4 separate regions of the Homo sapiens genome follow, and all the other regions are linked to region 3. Evidence: chromatin contacts called from ENCODE Hi-C or POLR2A ChIA-PET data. All regions are on one chromosome and are shown on one strand. The core of a region is the stretch at or near the end of the contact, and the rest is flanking DNA. Distances in the headings are between cores, read along the strand shown.

The links. Hi-C counts contacts between places; a loop is a spot of excess contacts on that map. ChIA-PET counts read pairs that join two places held with the same protein, here RNA polymerase II (POLR2A). Pooled maps may share reads with other maps.
Region 1: a map with no recorded cell type shows a loop between it and region 3 (4-fold over the local background). The contact joins two enhancer-like sites. A Hi-C loop is called at or near these places in 1 of 37 single-sample maps with no recorded cell type and 2 of 50 pooled maps. POLR2A ChIA-PET finds 5 or more read pairs at or near these places in 2 of 52 experiments (GM12878 and OCI-LY7).
Region 2: a loop to region 3 is called in a map of GM12878, with 2.5 times the contacts of the local background. The contact joins two enhancer-like sites. A Hi-C loop is called at or near these places in 1 of 168 maps with a recorded cell type or tissue (GM12878), 19 of 37 single-sample maps with no recorded cell type and 12 of 50 pooled maps.
Region 4: a map of natural killer cell shows a loop between it and region 3 (1.8-fold over the local background). The contact joins two enhancer-like sites. A Hi-C loop is called at or near these places in 1 of 168 maps with a recorded cell type or tissue (natural killer cell) and 7 of 50 pooled maps. POLR2A ChIA-PET finds 5 or more read pairs at or near these places in 1 of 52 experiments (CD4-positive, alpha-beta T cell).

What each region holds. Positions count from the first base shown.
Region 1 is chr2:8,277,496-8,280,195 of GRCh38, forward strand. All of the region lies in intron 7 of LINC00299 (long intergenic non-protein coding RNA 299), which reads right to left. Among named protein-coding and RNA genes, the nearest start is that of LINC00299, 50 kb to the right of the region's middle. RefSeq lists an enhancer at 236-737 and a silencer at 472-521. Within about 2 kb of position 1,441, at least 3 of the 41 ENCODE cell types and tissues checked have a DNase peak (open chromatin) inside an H3K27ac peak, as active enhancers do; they include GM12878 and OCI-LY7, where a contact is called at or near this core.
Region 2 is chr2:8,604,404-8,607,103 of GRCh38, forward strand. All of the region lies in intron 2 of LOC105373411 (a long non-coding RNA gene), which reads right to left. Among named protein-coding and RNA genes, the nearest start is that of LINC01814, 22 kb to the left of the region's middle. Within about 2 kb of position 1,393, at least 4 of the 41 ENCODE cell types and tissues checked have a DNase peak (open chromatin) inside an H3K27ac peak, as active enhancers do; they include GM12878, where a contact is called at or near this core.
Region 3 is chr2:8,476,265-8,478,964 of GRCh38, forward strand. No RefSeq gene overlaps it. Among named protein-coding and RNA genes, the nearest start is that of LINC01814, 110 kb to the right of the region's middle. Within about 2 kb of position 1,412, at least 12 of the 41 ENCODE cell types and tissues checked have a DNase peak (open chromatin) inside an H3K27ac peak, as active enhancers do; they include GM12878, OCI-LY7 and natural killer cell, where a contact is called at or near this core.
Region 4 is chr2:8,344,990-8,347,689 of GRCh38, forward strand. No RefSeq gene overlaps it. Among named protein-coding and RNA genes, the nearest start is that of LINC00299, 18 kb to the left of the region's middle. Within about 2 kb of position 1,427, at least 2 of the 41 ENCODE cell types and tissues checked have a DNase peak (open chromatin) inside an H3K27ac peak, as active enhancers do; they include natural killer cell, where a contact is called at or near this core.

The sequences.
Region 1 (2,700 bases), core at 191-2,690, 200 kb before region 3:
ATTTCAGAATATAAGCAACCTTTGGATTAGTTTTGAAAGATACACAGGAAAAATCTTAGGTATGGCAATCCAGCATTAGTGCATTAGTGAGCATCTACTATGAGCTAGATGCTAGGGAATAAAAAATGTAAATGAGAAGTGATTGCAAGATTCCTGCAAGGTGCCGGGCGAAGTAACAATCCCACTGGGCAGTTCTCTCTCCATTTCCCATCCCCATGGGAAGCAGACACACATACCACTCACCATTCCTTCTTCGTGGCGTTCTTTCCTGGTGTGAATCCCAGGCCACGGGAGCACAGAGGAGGAAGTGACCACCGGGGACAAATAGTGGGCAGAGCAGGATGGACTTCAAAGAAGGATATTTTAAAGCTGAGGGATATAATCTGAAAGTGACACTTTTGAAGACTAAGCCAACTGGAGCTTCAGCTTGCTCTCACTTTCATGTCACCCTCAGGACAGGGCTGCCTCTGCCCATCCCTGGTTGCTACCAACAGCACTTTCAGATTTACAAGGGCTGTGTGAGGCTGGTGCTGGCTGGGGAGGAGGAACCCTCAGCTCATCTCAGGGCTCAGACAGGCAACATTCTCAATCACACACAGCAGCCTGCCATCCAGTCCAGAACCGTTCAGGACCAACTTGAAAAAGTGCCTGATTGCGGAAAGCAAGCCCCCAGCACATGCTCCTGGTCCAGGCTGGCACCCTGAGGCCTGGCTCCTGCTGGCCACAGCCTCACCCTCCCACCTCCTCCCGCACCCCAGCTGCCCTCTGCTGCACCACGAGGGTCTGTGGGAGAGAAAACAATCGTTCAGGGAAGATTGAAAACACCCCTCTTGCTTCTTGCCAGAGAATTTGCATTTTTGGAACAGGTTCTTATTTCTTTTTAAGGCTCAGAATGAGAAGCTTTTAGAAAAGCTAAAAATATCTGTTAACGAAGAAGCAAAAGAAAAAAAAAAACTATCCAGCTTTCTCTTCTTTCTGTGCAAAAGGCTCGGCAGCACCCGGAGGTGCAGAGTCAGCTTTTAGATTCTCTCGTGGGCTGAAAGTACTAGGGAGGAAAAGGTGTCATCGAGGCCTGGATCTTTTAGAAACAAAGATACACGGAGATAAAGATAAAAGAAACCCGAGAGCATGCTACAAAATCATAGGAGTTGAAAACCGAAAATGGTCTGTTAGAGTTAACTTAATATAAATTCCTTGTTTTACAACTAAAGAAACTAACATGCAAACAGGTAAGATGGCTTGCCCAGAGGGGAGGCACAGCAGCTGGGACTAGGAGCCCGACTTCCCCACCCCGGCCAGTGCCCCTTCCTTGCCTGGGAAGACCTCCCTCCCACCATCACAGCACTTGGACCTACAACCGTGAAAATGACTTTAGAGGATCTGGTCCAACCACTGCTAATAAGGTCACCAGCCTCAGCAGCAAGCTGCCTTCCATCCAAGCCTGGGTTTCCCAGCAGCCAGGATGAGTTGCCCCAACTCTGCCTCCTGGGGCCAGGCTTCCAGAACTCAGGGAAACACAAAGGCTTCTGATGGAGTTTCCACCTAGGACTTGGCGCATCAGTAAGAAGGTCATGAACTCGTTCAGGATCAGAAGCATTTAATTATTGGTGGACATTAGAGCTAGAAGGACCCTGCCCTCCATTTAAGCGACAGAAACAGAGGCCAAGAAGGGATATGGCTTGTCCAGGGGCACCAGCAGTTCAGTGGGATTCTGCTTTGACAGGGCTGGTCCTGCAGTCCCCTGCTGCCTCTGCCAAGCTTCTCCTTCGTTTGGATTTTTTGTCCTTCGTGTATTCTCCCAATCGATACCCTCTACCAAGTGCCTACTATGTACCAGGCGTGGTTCTAGTGCTAAGGATACAACATAGAGCAAGACAAGATTCCGACCCTGGGGATTTTATGTTCCACAAACCCCACGTGACCCACATCAGCCCATGAGACATGGGACTCCTGCACGGATGTAAGGAGGTTTCCCCACCCTGGCTTCCCCTAGAAAATGCTTTCCTTCAAGTATGTGCATCCTGTCCCATGGCTCCTGATCACCCTACAAGATGAAGCCCAAGTTCAAAGCCTCCATGACTGGTTCTGCCCACCTTTCCCACATTTCTTCCCCCACCCCCACCTGCCAAATTGTGCTGCAGTCACACAGATCCATAAGATCCACCTGGAACTCCTGCGTGGGGCATTGCTCAGCCTGCCACCCACCTGGGGCGCTTTTCTTCCTACTCTTCCTCTCCTACTCTGCGGACCCTCTTCCCAAAGCAAGGCGTGGGCCATTTGCTGCATTCTAATTGCATGTCTGATAGTCTGTGAAGTGCTTTACAGATGCTACATCACCTAACCCCACAGCGTCGCCGAAGAGACCACCGGCTCAGCCTTGCATGCCTGAGAATCACCTGGAGGCGCTGTAAAATATAACGCCCCCAGGTTCCACCCGAGATCCTCATGTATTTGGACTCTGGTGCTTAGGCATTAGAAGCTGTAAATGGTCCCCTTGGGATTTCAATGTGCAGCCAAGACTGAGGACAACTATAGTCTCTCCATTTTGCAAATAAAGAAGAGAGGTGCAAAAAAATTACCAAACATGCCAACATAAATTCATTGATTCCCATTTCTGTTAAAAAAGATAAAAAAGGCTAGGCACTGTGGCTCACACCTGTAATCCCAGCACTTTGGGAGGCCGAGGCAGGTGGATCACCT
Region 2 (2,700 bases), core at 143-2,642, 130 kb after region 3:
CATGTACCATGGCCATCCAATGAGATTATAATGAAGCTGAAAAGTTCCTGTCTCCTGGTGGTGATGCTATAGCTGTCATCATGGCATTAACCCAACACATTACTCACGTGTTTAATGTAAACAAACCTACTGCGCTACCAGTTGTATAAAAATCTAGCACATAGAATTGTGAATAGTACATAATACTTGATAATGATAATAAATGACTATTATCATAATATAGTATGTTGTACTAATTTATGTACTTACTATATGTTTTATCGTTATTTTAGAGTATACTGCTTCCACCTTTTTTTTTTTTTTTTTGAGACGGAGCCTCGCTCTGTCACCCAGACTGGAGGGCAGTGGTGCAATCTCGGCTCCCTGCAACCTCTGCCTCCCAGGTTCAAGCGATTCTCCTGCCTCAGCCTCCCAAGCAGCTGGGATTTTAGGCACCCGCCACCACGCCCAGCTAATTTTTGTGTTTTTACTAGAGAAAGGGTTTCACCAGGTTGGCCAAGTTGGTCTCAAACTCCTGACCTCAGGTGATCCACCCGCCTCGGCCTCCCAAAGTGCTGGGATTACAGGCCTGAGCCACCGCACCCTGCCTCCTTCTACTTATTAAAAAGCAAAAGTTAACTATAAAACAGCCCCAGGCAGGTCCATCAGGAGATATTTCAGAGGAAGGCATTGCTATCATACCAGATGACAGCTCCATGTGTGTTTCTGCCCCTGAAGACCTTCCAGTGGGACAAGATGTGGAGATGCAAGACAGTGATATTAATGATCCTGACCCTGGGTGGGCCTAGGATAATGTGTGTGTGTTTTAGCTTTTAACAAAAAAGTCAAATTTTTAAAAATTTTTAAATAGAAAAAAAACGTATAGAATAAGGATATAAAATATTTTTGTAGAGCTGTACATTGTGTCTGTGTTTTAAGCTGTTATTACAAAAAAGTCAAAAAGTTGAAAAAATAGAAAGTTTATTAAGTAAAAATGTTACAATAAGCTAAGGTTAATTTATTATTGAAGCAAGAAATTTTTTTTTATAAATTTAACATAGCTGAAGTGTACAGTGTTTACAAAGTCTACAGGAATGTACACTAATATCTAAGCCTTCACACTCACTCACCACTCACTCACTCACTCACCCAAAGCAACTTCCAGTCCTGCAAGCTCCATTCACGGTAAGCATCCTAGATGGGTGTACTAGGTTTTCATCTTTTATGCCATATTCTTACTGGACCTTTTCTATATTTATATAAACACTTATTCATACCATTGTGTGACAATTGCCTAAAGTATTCAGCAAAGTGACATGCTGTTCGGGTTTGAAGACAAGGAGCAATAGGCTACACCACATAGCCCAGGTGTGTAGCGGGCTCTGCCAAAGGTGTGTGTGACTGCTCTGGGACGGCCTCACCATGGCATCACCTAATGATGCATTTCTGAGAACGGATCCCCGTCGTTAAGTGATGCTAACTATACTTACGAGTACATTGTGATGAGTCATTATTTACAGGTCATTTTAAACCCAAACAGTGATTTACAGGGACTCTATCTCCTAGAACTTTTGAATTTCCTACAGACAGTCACAAGAAAAACATTAAGATGAACTTAGAGAACAAGCTGAGTGCTTTCTCCTTGCATTTCATAACAAAAGGCAATGTTCATAGGGGGATTTCAGATAGTGTGTTGATTTAGGGAGAAAAATCACATTGCTTGAAGAATTCAAATCAAACTATAGGTTCAAATACTCTACTACCTAATCAGAGATTTCTATTTACACCCAAATAGGAACGGTCAAACCTGAATTATTATTATTATTTATCATAAACCTAAAGTCCCGGCTTGAGTAATTCATAGGCACAAAGTGTGGCAGCTACAGTCGCCTATATGTCCCGCCAGTCACTAAAACAGGCACAGTTCTTCATCCACACGCCATTTCCTCTCTGCCCTTCTTTGTACCAAAGATCACTGTGTCCAAGAAAAGCATTCTCAGGAGGCCCGAAACTGTGCTGTGGGCAGAAAATCAGCTTTCTGAAACCCTGAAGCTACTACATGTTTGCTCTTGGTTGAAACTGTGCTCTGAAACCTCCCCGTAAAAGCTTCCACTGGGCCTGGGCCCTAGAGAAGGTGATAACATGTGGAGGACTGAGGCTTCTTCAGATGAGGGGAAACAGAGTCTGTGCAGGTAGACGACATCTGCTTCTCCCTAAGGCGCTGGGTTCTAACTCACTCTCCCTTCAGTTTAACCCAGAATGAGTCCCAGGAGCGAAGCCCTTGCTCCAGTCATCTTAACACCAAGATGACAGGGGGAAGATCAGAGGTGGGAGAGACAGTCAGGAGCCCTGTCCAAGAAGTGCCCTTGGTAGAGGGTCCTGCAGACCTTGGACCACCCGGGCATGACACCAGTCAGCGCCCCACAGGCAGCTCTAAAGGCCTGTGTTCTCTCTTGGGATGGGCTGAAACTCGTTGCACTGTCACTTTGCACACAGGTCCAAGCTTTATGCTACAAAGCAGCATGCAGACCAAGCCTGCCTCAAGTTCACGTGAAAGTCCCTCAGATTCATGAATACATCAACCCTGTCTAGGCCATTGCTTCAGGGACACTGAGAACAGATGAAACCAGGGGGTAGAGATTAAAAGACACCAAATTCCAACCTTCATCTTCGTCTCTGAGTCTGTCACTTAGGCCCAGAAAGTTAAATTCTCTGTTGCCC
Region 3 (2,700 bases), core at 162-2,661:
CTTCATTACATATCTTAGGAAAAAAAAATAACTATGAGAAGCAAGACTCGAAATCTACCACAAGAAAACACCAACAACAAACGGAATTAATAACTCTGAACACCAAAGAATGTACCTGCTCTTTCATTCAACCAGCTTTTATTAAACTATTACCTACCAGACACTGTGGGAGTTACTGGGATGTTGGGGTGTATAATTCTGGATCTGTGCCCTGGAGGAGCTTGTATGGGAAAGACAGACACTAAACAAACAGTTGCGACACCGTGGACTAGCCCTGTGCCAACAGCAGGAATGAGGTGATATGGGAGCCAATTCACCCACTTGGAGGCTCAAGAACAGGGGGATTTTGCCAGATGCAGCAGGGTGATGATAGGATTAGACAGGATGATAATGGAAGTCCAGAAATGTGAGTTACAGCCTGTAATCCCAGCACTTTGGGAGGCCGAGGCGGGTGGATCATGAGGTCAGGAGATCGAGACCATCCTGGCTAACAAGGTGAAACCCCGTCTCTACTAAAAATACAAAAAATTAGCCGGGCGCGGTGGCGGGCGCCTGTAGTCCCAGCTACTCGGGAGGCTGAGGCAGGAGAATGGCGTGAACCCGGGAAGCGGAGCTTGCAGTGAGCCGAGATTGCGCCACTGCAGTCCGCAGTCCGGCCTGGGCAACAGAGCGAGACTCCGTCTCAAAAAAAAAAAAAAAAAAAAAAAAGAAATGTGAGTTACAGCCACACCTTAAGGCACACCTCTCACTTCCTTAGTGCCCTATGAGAATGCCTGGCCCCTACGGCTGCAGAGCAGTACAAAGGTTAACGAGATGTGGGAAACCACTCAGAATTTTTATGCTAAAGTCATTACATTTGAGAGCGATTTCATATTGGCTGGACTTTGGTCTCAGTCAATATGATTTCATCTGGCACCATTTATGTTACCAACTTAAACTGGCTGCTATTTCCCCAAAAAAGTATTTCCCTAAAAATCTTCACATATATGTCTGCCTTTTCATCAATTAAGGAGTATTTACTGCACACCTCCATGTGTTCATATCCTATTTGACATCTATAAATGAATCTTAAAAAGTGCAACTAAGCAAGCGTGTATCAGTGGCATCCATCTTCTGGTTTTCCTTTTCATTTTGATTGGTTTGCTATTCAATATGTACGTGCAATTTTTTTCTTCAAGAAAGGATTCAGCCTATCACACTTGTCTGTGTTTTTGGTTTCTGTGGAAAGAGCCTAACATGCAGTGGACACCAGGATAATGGCATTTGGCAACAGAGGTCAATGCTACCTGTGGGGACTGGGGTTTCACTATCCCCAGGAAATGGACCTACATGTTAACAAGGAAAGTTTGCCATTTACCGGGCTTCTGATGGTAACAGATTTGAGAGAACTAGCTGGTGAGTGGCACCAACAAGAAGTCAGCGATCCATCCGGGGTGGCCCAGGCTCAGCCACACAAGAGAAACTGCACTGTCCTCTGCACCCACGTCTGACATTGGTCCTCCCGTGAAGCTTCATGGGGGTGAGGACCAATGCTCCAGGGAACTCCTCCAACACACAGGATCGGGCCCTCCCCCTCCTCATCTGAGTTATATCTGGGCTCTCTTTTTCTTTAAGGGGACAAAGGAGAAAGAATGCCAAGCTTACTGGTGCATTAAATGATTGAGAAATGTTTGCCATTTAAAGCTGTTTCACTTCCTGCCTGATACCACAAAGAAGCTTTTTAATGAAGTTAGCCTTTGCCTTTCTCAATGCCACTATGCGCCTGGCTTGTTTTGCCCACTTTCTGTTTTCAAAGCTAGGTATGATCAGGAAACACGTGGTTTCTATTGTTTCAAACAAGTAAATTTCAATTCAGTCAATTTAGGGGAAAAAGTCAGGGGGCGTCCAAAGGACAGGGTAGAGGGGCGGAGCATACGAGGATGGCCGAGGGGGCACAGACAGCAGGCAGCGGGGTCCAGGTCTTCACCCTGCTCTGAAGGGGCCTGGCTGCCCTAAGTCAGCCCAGGCTCCCACGGGAAGCTGAGCCCTCAGGCTTGGGGGGTACTATGGGCTCCCAGAGTAGGGCCCCCCTCATTCCACACGTGCCCTTGCTGACTAAACCCTAAGCCCCAGGGTTGGCACATGACTTTCCACAGCTACAGCCAAAAAGACAAACACCACAAATTGCTTCGTGACCCCTTGTCAAGAGTGCTCCCAAAATGAGAAAATCTATACCACAAGAGTCCTACCACTGGGACACAGCCAACTTCAGGACCAGCACGAAAGCCCTGGCCAAACCATCCTGCTGCTACTAAAGTATGAGTTGTCCATATGACTGACAGAATCTCTGGTTTAAAGTAACTGTGGCTACTGCTTCTTCAGTGCTTATGGGCATGTCGGGTACTTAGCACTTGGTGTACGCCTATTCATTTAATCTTCCCAGCATCTTGCAAGACAGGTGTCGCTATCTCTTTTTACAGATGAGGAAACAGAGACAGAAAGAAGCTAAGGAATTCCAAGGTATCTGGGTCAGCTGCTGATGCAGCCCTACCCAAGGTGTGAGAATGTAAGTCCATGCTCTGTATTACCAAGTACAGTGTTCCAGGGTTTTCTGTTCTGCCCCCACCTCCACCCCCAGCCAATACCTATGTTTGAAAAAGGCCCGTTTCTAGCAGCGTGTTCATATTTATTCATTAAGTACTTATGAAGGGTCCACTGTTG
Region 4 (2,700 bases), core at 177-2,676, 130 kb before region 3:
ACAGACAGGGTTAAAGAACTCTCCCAGAACTGCACAGCTAGCAAGCAAGACAGGTAAGATTCAAACCCAGGCAGCGTAAGTCCACATCAGATGTGCAGCGCCTCTGCCCATGGGAGACAGGAAAGAAGAACGTGGGTAGCAGGTGTCTGGGGAGCCTGCCTGGCTAGTATCGAAACAGGCCATGGAATGTAGGGTGGGGGGTGATTTCACCTTCATACCCCTCCTCCCCATTTCCCACAGGCACTTTTCAAATTTTCACACAGGTCACAGGGGTCTTCTGAAAATACAGATTCTGACTCCCTCGGAGCAGGGTAGGCCAGAGGCTTTGCATTGCCAACAAACTCAGGTAGTGCTAATGCCGCTGGCCCGTGGCCAGGTCTGGAAGGCTGGGTCAGGGGGAGGAAGGCTGAGTGAGGAGGCTAGTACATCTGTCAGGGTCCTGGCAGACCAAGATGGCGCATCCAAGGGCTATGGAAGAGCTTATTGAAGAGACTGTTTCCAGAGGGGCGAACAGGTTAAGGGAACCAACAGGGTGACTTAAAGACCCAGAAACTAGCAGCAGGAAGCTGCTACCTGGGTCTGAAGGGTGATGAGGAGATGGGTCTGGCCCTGGGAGAGGGGCCATCAGGGGAATCATCTCCAAGGGAATCATCTGGTGCCTGTGCCTCGGCTAAAGAGGTGCCCTCCCAGTGGCTGGTTTGTGTGGTCTCCTGCATATGGTGTTCAGCTACACCTTGGCCTCCTAAGCAAGGAAAGCCATGCCTCCTCTGGGCACCCTGTAACCACAGTCTCAAGGATCCCATGCCTCCAGTAACCTCCATCCTCTCCCACATGGAGCCACAAGAACCTGAGACCTCTTCTACACCTTCTAATGGACTCAGAAACCTGGAATGGGGTGAGGGTGACCTGCATCTTTCTCCCAGGCATATAATACTGTGGTCTCAGCTTGCCTCCTGCCTTCAGAAATCTCTGGACCCAAAATAGACAACAGCCTCTATGGCCGAGCACATCCTCCAACTGCAGGGAACCTGTGTGAAGCTCTCCTAAAGACTCCCCCAGATTCCACTTTGACAGCAGCACCAAGACGGGCCCCGGGACTTCTGGAGCTCAGCAAGTGTCCAGAGGGAGAAAGCTGCCAGGCTCCTCATGCTGCAGACACTTCCATGGGCCCTAATAATTCCCCTGGAGACCTGCCCTTGACTTCAAGGAAAGACACCACCTCTACTGTGGGACTCCCCCACCGCCAGACTCCATGTACCCAAGAACGCCAGCCACCCGACTTCCTGGGGATGGCAGTGGCAGGATGGTGGCTGCTGTTTATAGGGCCTATGGAAGGTGTCCAATATTAATTTCTAACACTCTCTTTAGAATATGAGAACACTTAACACATTTTGTTTTCAATTATGGGTCTTAGTTGCACGAGAAAAGCTTCATGCATCATCTTACTACAAATGAAACCAGAACATACCCGTAGATGGACTTGTTAACAATGCTGGTAAAAGTGTGGTTAGGAGAGGTTGCTGCACCTTCTCAGAGAAACGAGCTTTGGCTTTGGGTTTTATTGCAACTCTCACCTTTACTGCAACTGTAACTGAGTCTCGTTACAAATCCTGCACATTTACTCTTCCCAAGGGCCTTGTGTGTGACGGATACTCAAATATTTTTTGATGTTTGTAAAGCAACCCCATGTTCTTTGACACATGGATTTTAAGCATGTGATTAGAGGTCATAGCTGCAAAACCAGCTGGCGCCAGAGGTCCTTCCTCCTCCATCTGAAGCAGCAATTCCTCAGAGAGTCCATGGAGTTTGGGAGAAATGGACAAGAAAGAGTTGAAGGAAAGGGGATCCCCACAACGTCAGCTACACCAGCCAAATAAACAGAGGCCATGGGAGGGGTGACAGATGTTGCTGTCAAAACACATCATCATGAGCATTGTGACACTAAGCTGACAGTGTGTCTAGTAATAAGATTGACATATGAGGTTCAAGTCATACAATCTGGGAGGTTTAGTTGTAAAATGATCAAAATACATGCAATTTCTGCCAGGACCTCATCTCACCATATATTGTTGGAAGGCATCTGATTCCAACTATCCTGGCCACTCCTAATGGGTTTTTCTTCAAGCAAATTTTATGGCCTTCAGGCTCCAAGAAGCATGATATCCACTTTGTAAGTCCTTCCTAATTGGCTATCCACATTCCTACGCACTGCACCCTATCTCCCAGGGGCATGTGGTGGCTGTGGAAGGCCTGCTTTTTCATGATATCTGTTCAGCTGAGCATTCTCTTTGAGGACTAGGATCCAATTTCAGTCTGGACTGTTCATGGCATTATAACAACCATAATACCTAACAATCATGATGTGCTTACTGCATGCCACGCTCTGTTTTAAGAACATTACATGTGTTACTTCACTTAACCCTCCAACAATCATATGACGCGTGCAGATTAGGAAATTGAGGCACGAAGCTGGATAGACTACAGTGACCAGTGACAGGGTGAATCATTGAGACAGTGAAAAAAACAGAGATGAGGACTCGGTGCACCTGCTTTCTACTCCAAATTTCTATGGGTGATCTGTTATGTTTTCCCTCTCTGCTGACTAGTAGATGATAAATAACTCTGTATTTGCAAGAAGAATCTCTCAGGTGTCCATGCACAGTTCGCTTTCACTCTGTGAGTCTAACTGCAAGACTTCTT